Linked DNA regions of Mus musculus: region 2 is linked to region 1. Evidence: chromatin loops called from intact Hi-C (ENCODE). Cell type or tissue: left cerebral cortex. All regions are shown on one strand.

Region 1 (4,000 bases):
TTTCCTCTCCTCTTATCTTCTTCCCTGCCCCCCCCCCCCAAACACACACACACACACAGTTTACACTGTCTAGCACCCAGGAAGGATTTGAACACCAGATCCTTCTGCTTTGACCTCCTGCATGCAGGGAGGCATACGCATATGGCACTAGGCCTGGCCTCCACAGCTGACCTGCTCAAGAAAAAACAAGTGTTGGCCAATATGCACAGGACGAGAGGCAGTATTTTGTTCTTCTCCAAGGAAGGGACTGAAAGTTTTAGTCCGATCATCAGTTGCCACCTGAGAGAAAGATCTGCTTAGTTCAACCAATTTCTCAATGTTCTCTCCTTTCTGCCTCATGACAGATCTAAGGACAACATGCCACCTTCTTGCCTTTCTAGTGATGTCACCTGTGCAGACAACTAAAATTGCCTTCCTTTTTTTTTTTTTTTTTAGCTAGAGTCCCACTGTGTAGCCTCAGCTGGCCTGGGATTAAAGGTGTGAGCCACCACATCTGGCAGCTGCATGTGCTGTTAACCACTAGCCATCTCTTTAGCACTCTTCTCCTTTTTAAAAACAAATTAGTTATTATATACAAGTACACTGTAGCTGTCTTCAGACACACCAGAAGAAGGCATCAGATCTCATTACGGACGGTTGTGAGCCACCGTGTGGTTGCTAGGATTTAAACTCAGGACCTCTGGAAGAGCAGTCAGGGCTCTTAACCGCTGAGCCATCTCTCCAGCCCACTCTTCTCTTTTAAAGGAAGGGTCTCTGTGCTGCCTCTTACATAGGCTGGCTTAAACTCTCAGTTCTCCTGTAGTCTTCAGACAGCTGAGAGCCAGGTGCGGTTTTGTTTGCTCACAATTCTGGGGCTTTAAGCTCATCCTTGGTTACAGAGTCAGTTCAAGACATACTGGGTTTCATGTGACCTTGTCTTAAAAACCAAAAAGGAAAAAAAAAAAAAAGTTGGGCCAGCGATGTACGGCTGCAGTCCCAGCATTTAGGAGGGAAGTGGCTTTCTGGGTTCAAGTCTACCCTCAGCTGCACAGTGAGCTCAAGGCAAGGATGATGTGAAACCTTCTCGGAACAAAACAAAACAAAACAAAACAAAACAAGACAAACAGCAGCAACAATAACCACAAAAACCGTGTAGGGGATAGTGGCACACATCTGCCTCTGCAGGTGGATCTCTGTGAACTCAAGGCCAGCCTGGTCTACATAGTGACTTCTAAGTCAGTCACCTGTGAGATCTTGTGTCAAAAAAAAAAAAAATGCAAAACTGAAACAATAAAAAAATACCACCAGAATCCATGCAGGAGGCAGAGTAGAGGGGCTGGTGAGATGGCTCAGTGGGTAAGAGCACCCGACTGCTCTTCCGAAGGTCCGGAGTTCAAATCCCAGCAACCACATGGTGGCTCACAACCATCTGTAAATAAATAAATAAATAAAGGCCTGATGCTGCTATATTTTAAAAAAAGGAGGCAGAGTAGAAAACAGGATGTCAGAGGGCAAGGGAAGGGAGTTGCTATGGGAGCGGTATCTCCATTCAGCTAATAACAATGTGGCCAGCAGAGGGGACCAAAGTGCAACTTCTCCCAGAGAAGTTCAACAGCAAGCAAGTTGTGCTAAAGGTGGGAAACCGTGCTAGGTCGATCTCTGTCTTTATCCCATGCTACACTGGGTTAACCAGTCAAAAGTTCCCCCAAATGGTCAGGCATGTATGTGAAAGGTTCAGGCAGGAAGACTTCAAGTTCAGACTGGGTTATAAAATGATTCCCCGCTGGCTTGATATACTATCAGGATGTTGTTTCTAAATAAACAAACAAAAAGTAAAAAAATGAAAAAGAAAGTTCTCTAAATGGAAGAGAGTTGGAAGATGGGGAAAATCTAGATAGAATATTTGTGGTTTTCTTTTCCTCACTTTTTTTTTTTTTCTTTTTCAAGTAAGGGTTTTTCTGTGTAGCCCTGAAACTTCCTCAGTAGACCAGGCTAGCCTCGGAGATTCAATTGCCTCTGTTTCTGGATTGCTGGGACCAAGGGCGTGCACTATCACACCTGGCTCTTCTCTCCCTAGTCTGCAGGAAGACTGGGACATTTACTCTAAAATACCGACAACCTGGGTCCAGAATTGTATTCTGAGCACTTAACTTAGTACAGACTGGGGATCCTAGCAGACAGGCTGAGAAGGAACAGCTATGGAAGAGAGGGAAAGCAAGCATGGAGTTGGCTGGTGGAGTGTCTAATCTGAGATATCAACCTGGGCTGCAGAGGTTGCTCTGGGCACCCACCCTTGCCCGTTATGACACTGCCCTGAAACTTCCCACACAACTAGCCTTTATCCTCATAATGAGGTGTTTTTTTGTTTTTTGTTTTTTGCATATGTTCAGTAGTAGAGGCAAGGAGAGGCACAGAGAACTTACTCCCACCTAGTAGAGAAGTCCTTCCTTTCCCACATTCCTCAGACACTCAACTCAGGACCCTATGGCTCCTCCAGGACCCTCTACAGAATGGTCACTATATGTGAGCTGATGGACAGACCCCTAATCCCCATCAGACCCTTGCCATTTCATCCAGAGCCAAACGAGTCCTTTCCCCTCTTTTCTTCTCGGTTCCATCCCTGGTCCCTTAGCTCGGTACCCAGGTCCCTGGCTAGCGCTCCAGCATTCTCACCATCAGGCCCCCTCCAATGAAGCCACCCATGAGCCAAACTTGCAAGCTGAGGTTGCCGTCCGTCCAGGTGGTCTTCCCATCAGGTACCAGCAGGAGGGCGTTGGCCACGATGCAGACCAGGGAGAGAGGGATGAGGGAGAGCCCCAGGCAGCGCGCACACTTTCCAGTACACATGTCTGAGGCTTCCAAACAGGCAGGAGCGGAGTGAACGTGAGCAGGGAAGGAAGTGCCAGGCTCCGGAGTTAAACAGGTGGGAGGCTTGGAGCAAAGGTCTGAGGAGAGGAGTGGCTGGTAGACTCGCAATGATAAGAGAGAGGCCCTGAGGAAGTGGAGGGGCTGCAGCTGGAGAGGTGAAGAGAGGGGTGTGGCAGTAGGCGCTGCGGGAGCTGATTGTACAAGGGAAGGTGACTGGGGTCAGCGTCTTCCTCCTTGGTCTGTGTACACCTTTGTACAGCCCCTCCTTGTCTACTTGAAGACTCAACTGAACCCATCACCCCTGGAAGTCTCAGTTGTTACCATCTGTGGAAAAGGTTGGCTGAAGCCACTTGCCCAGAGAGCTGTTGTAAGGATTCGATGGGTTAGAAAGCCTTGTCAATGAGGAAGTGTGGGACAGATGTACGGTGGCCCCATGATTTCTGTCCCACAGGGAGAGGTCTTTTTCTGTAAAGAAAGTAAAAAGACTACAGTGGAGTCAGGCAGGGCTCACCCCAGTAACTGAGCTATTCAGAAAAAGTGTGTTTGAGATCCACCTGGGTGTACTAGATGGTTTTGTGTGTTACATTGACACAAGTTAGAGACATCACAGAGAAAGGAGTTGAGAAAAGACCTCCATGAGATCCATTGTCTCAATTAGTGATCGTGGGGCAGGGCCCAGCTGTTGGTGGGTTGTGCCGCCTCTGGGCTGATGATCCCAGGTTCTATTTAAAAAAAAAAAAAAAAAAGCAGTGGGCAGTGGTGGCTCAGGCCTTTAATCCCAGCACTTGGAATGCAGAGGCAGGCGGATTTCTGAGTTTGAGGCCAGCCTGGTCTACAGAGTGAGTTCCAGGACATCTAGGGCTACACAGAGAAACCCTGTCTCGAAAAGCAGGCTGAGCAAGCCATGAGAAGCAAGCCAGTAAGCATCCCTGTGGCCTGTGTATAAGCTTCTGCTTCCAGGTTCCAGCCCTGCTTGAGTTTCAGTCCTGATTCCCCCAATGGTGGACTATGATCTGGAAGTGTAAGTTGAACAAACCCTTTTCTCCATGTTGAGGCCTGCTCCTTTTAACATAACTGCAGCCATTTTGTATTCAGTCTCCATTTTGCCTTTTTTTTTGTTTTTTTGTTTTTTTGTTTTTTTTTTTTCGAGACA
Region 2 (4,000 bases), 74 kb after region 1:
GCCTAGACTCCACCCGCTGCTGGGAGCATTAGTAGGAAACTGTCTAGTGACCCCAGGGCTCTGGCTACTCGGTGGCTTATTCTTCCAAGTGTCATTCTGCCCCCTGTGAGGCATGCTGCCCCAGGGGCAATTCCTGGGAAAGGACCCCAGGTAACACACTGAATAATGCCCCGTGTTCCATCCTCCCTTCAAGCACCATGTAAATGTCTGCTCAGAAAACCACTTGTCTCTTCCTCCCCAAAAGCCAAGCTGTCCATACATCACAGGGTCATACTTAGGGTCATATGGCATATACATAGGGCGCCCCTACGTATCCCCAAGTAATAAGGCACATTGGGACATGGTGGCAGTTAGAACAATCACTCTAATTTCTGTCCCAATTAGGGCTGACAGCTCAGACATCACCTAGGCTGGCTAGCTCTTCTACCTCTGGTTTCTTCCTGCCCTGTATTTTCCCCCAATGGGAGCCCTGACAGAGCCTGTGACAGCCATAACCAGTGTGTCTCAGGCAATTGCCCTGGGGTAACTACAGAGCATCTGCTCTCTACATCTTCCCCAGCCACCTCTTGCCTGGTTAGGGAGCGGGCAGTGGGCACATACTGAGGCTGGCCAAGGAGGCAGAGTAAGGGAATGACCAGGGAGGTACCCAGCTTGGGGGGGGGGGTGCAGCTAAAGCAGATGCCTCTTAGCACTTCCTGCCATTCTCTCCATTTCCTGTGGCCCAGAATTTGATGAGATGGTAGGGAATTATGCCAAGTCAGCAGTCTTTCTCTGGACCATCTACCCCCTCCCTGAAGTACACAACGGAAATTTGGGGGCCTCCCCCCAAGTAAGTGACTTCCCCTTTCTCTGGGGTGTTTAACCTCAAATCCAGGAGGTCAGTCTTCCCTGTGGACATCTCTCTCAGATATTGGTCTTCTTAATGCTGAGATGCCTACTTTCTCATACTCTAAGGGCAGTGGGAGTGGTGGGGTTGATCCCATGTTTTGCAGAAGTCACTGCTCATAATCAGGCCCTTATTCTTGGTCCTCTCCGGCTTGAGGCACATAGCCCCTACCTATTCTTTAGCTCTTGCTCCTTTGGAACTCAAGCATTCACCCCATGTCCTCTTGGGGGTGTTGGGTCACAACAGGAAGTGGATTTTGCTATAGACCAAAAAAGAGAACTCTGGTATCAGTGGAAGGAAGGAGCTTCGATTGCACAGAGAACATCCGGGGAGAGGATGTGTGTCCAGGGGAGATACTACCTCTCCCCTCCACCCCCAGGAGAGGAATACAGTCCAATTTCAGCGAGGGTCCCTACACACTCTTCTCTCTCAAGAAGAAGCTGTTGCTCCTAGCAACCTAGAAGGCAGAAGTTTGGTAGCAGAGCTATCGGGCCCTTGGGACAGGTGGGAGCAATCAGACTGTGGGGTATTGGGCAGGAGGCTTTCCATTGGTTGGGCACGAGTCTAGGGGAATCCCTTCCCAGCATCCAGTCTCCCAGCACACAACCCCTCGGGGCCGGCCACCTGCTCCTCCTTCCTCCGCCCTTGCATCACAGCCTGCACAGAGAACCCAGTAGTCCGACTCCTACATCTCTGCGAGAACCCAGGCGTGGGTTTCCCGATCCCCATCAGGTCTTGCTTTTTGCAGGAGCCCTAGCACGCACGCTCCACTCCAATATCTCAAGGACCAAGGCTTGCGGCCCCGGACCGCTACCCTCTAGGGACCCAGGCGTCCGGCCCCGGGGTTTCTTCCCCGGTGTCCTTGTCTGTGGATCAACCTGGCACACCCCACGAGCAGCCGCCCATGCCCCGCGGCACGGCCCCACCTCCCTTACCTGGTCCCGGGTTTTTCTCCCATGGTGCGCGCGCGCTCGCCGCCCTCCGCCCGCCGGGTTCGCGGCTCGCTCGCAGCCTCCTCGCCTGCTGCCAGGTCCCCGCTCCTCCCCGCGCCACTGCGCACGCGCGTCCTCACTCTTTCTCCTCCTTCCCCTCCCCTCGCGGTCTGGGTCTCGGGGAGCCGGGGCCAGCTGCGTCAGCCGGATCCCGCGCGCCGCGGCGCAGCCCGCCCTCCTCGAGCTGGCTCCGCCCCACGCCTCCGCCCTCCGTTTCCCTCGGGGAAGCCTCCCCGCGCCGTCCCTACTCCCGATCTCCCCGCCCCTCCTCAAGCTTTTAGAACTAGATTGGGCCCCTTTAAAAGCAGGCGGCCGCCTTCGAGGAGATTAGAAGCAGCTGATTGGCCGTTGGTATCCGTAGCCCTGCAGGGATACCTCCCCTTTGTTTGCTTTCACTGTAGTGGAGGAGGGACGGGATCGAGGGGGCGGTGGGAATGAGCTCAAGTGCTGTCTAGTTCTGAGGGCCAAGGGCTGCCCACGTGGATGCACCGTATCAGTTGCGTGATGATGCTTGCTTTGGGACGCGCTGCTCATCCCTGAGCTTGCAGCCTCGTTTGGCCTGCCTTTCCCGCGTTCTTGTGGTCTTCAGCTCCCCCTGGTGTATCGTCTTTGATTTTTTTTTTTTTTTTTTTTTTTTTTTTTTTTTTTGTGCAGGGTCAAACATTAAAACATTTTTCAGACCTTGTCATCTCGACTGTCTATCCTAGCTATCATTCACCCACTCCATCCATCTCTTATTTTCTTCATCCTTCCCTCCCTCTCCATTTCGTGTTAGTCATTGTGCCAAGCCATCGGGACCAAACATGAATTATCATGGCCTAACTTTCCTGGGATCTTTGAGACATAGGAACAGGTATTATATTATGCTCCCAGGAATGCTATAATAGAGGTATGACTCAGAACATCAAGCAACTAAAAGCCCAAAAGCCTTTGCTTGGCCAGCGTGGGGGAGGAGGGAGTGCAGTCACTCACTCCATTGGATGGGAAATTTGAGGACAGACATTCTGAAGGATGGGCAGAAGTGGGGAAAGGACATTCTTTATAGACGAGTGCTTGTGGGTTAGATGGCAGGAGGCAGAGAGCTGCAGACTGTGGAAGGAAGAGACTGCGGAAGGCTTTGTATAGCAGGTGAAAGAAAGAGCCTGAGGATCTGTAGTGTTTATCTAATTTAATGTAATGTAATTTTCTGCTAAGGCCTCACGCATGCTTGGTAAGGACTCACCACTAAGCTCTGTCTTTAATCGCAGCCCAGCAATGATTTGATTGGATTTTGTTTTTCACCAGAGGAATGTCGAGATGGGATTTCTCTTTTCCGGTAACACAGAGCATAGCAAGACCGCTAGAAGATAAGCTAGTCAAGGGAAAACGATGAACAGGGAGTGGAGGGGGAACAGAGGGGCCATATTAGAGGTTCGTTGCTGGGGCAACATTGACTGGGTTTGGCAGAGGGTGAAAAGGGTGACTGACAGAGACAGGTTTTTCTCCTCTTCGGTCTCTTCCTTCTACTCTTACCCATTTCCCCTCAGTGGAATACCTTCATGCCTCTCTCTCCACTTTTCTCCATTTGAAAAACAATGTACACGAGAAAAAAAAATCTCAGATCATCTTTAATTTTTAAACATAGACCTTGTTTAACACCTGCTTACCCCTCCCCCGTTCTATTGTCACATTTTAAGTCTGCTCTTTCATTGTTACAATGTGTTACACTTTATGTGTCTGAGTGCTAGCCTGCATGTAAGCATGGTCATCACCATTTGTGTGCACAGTGCCTATGGAGGTATCAGATCCCCTGGAACTAGAGTTACAGGCAGTTATAAACCTCCACGTGGGTGCTAGAAAGTGAACCCAGATCCTCTGTGAGAACAAAAAGTGCTCTTAACCACTGAGCCATCTCTTCAGCCCCAATATGATTCTTTGAGACAAGGTCTCACTCTATAGCCCTGGGTGGCCTGGAACTCACAGGGGTCCCCCTGCCTCTGCCTCCTGAAGCAACACAGTCAGCTTAAATGTACTCGAGTTCTTAACAGTAAGCTTTTTGACTCATGAATTTATTCAGATTTGACCCTTGCTAAAGATCATGTTCAGAGGTAAGGCAGTCTATAGCTAAAGTGGAATTTGGGGG

The links. Hi-C counts contacts between places; a loop is a spot of excess contacts. Peaks named below come from ENCODE experiments on the same cell type or tissue, not always from the same donor. Only the 100,000 strongest peaks of a DNase experiment are listed, where the experiment ranks them.
Region 2: it touches region 1 in a loop (2.9-fold over the local background); 24 of 42 quality-filtered maps call a loop at or near these places.

The regions. Positions count from the first base shown.
Region 1 is chr11:70,504,157-70,508,156 of GRCm38, reverse strand. It overlaps Tm4sf5 (transmembrane 4 superfamily member 5), which reads right to left and starts at 2,883. Exons shown (of 5, transcript NM_029360.3): 1 at 2,653-2,883. The coding sequence starts at 2,826. In left cerebral cortex, a CTCF peak has its summit at 1,536 (motif pointing right); a DNase peak (open chromatin) is centred at 1,564.
Region 2 is chr11:70,430,575-70,434,574 of GRCm38, reverse strand. Arrb2 (arrestin, beta 2) reads right to left here and starts at 1,995. Exons shown (of 15, transcript NM_145429.5): 1 at 1,822-1,995. The coding sequence starts at 1,844. In left cerebral cortex, a CTCF peak has its summit at 2,458 (motif pointing left); DNase peaks (open chromatin) are centred at 1,198, 1,543, 2,143, 2,794 and 2 more places; H3K4me3 peaks cover 2,183 bases; H3K27ac peaks cover 1,873 bases.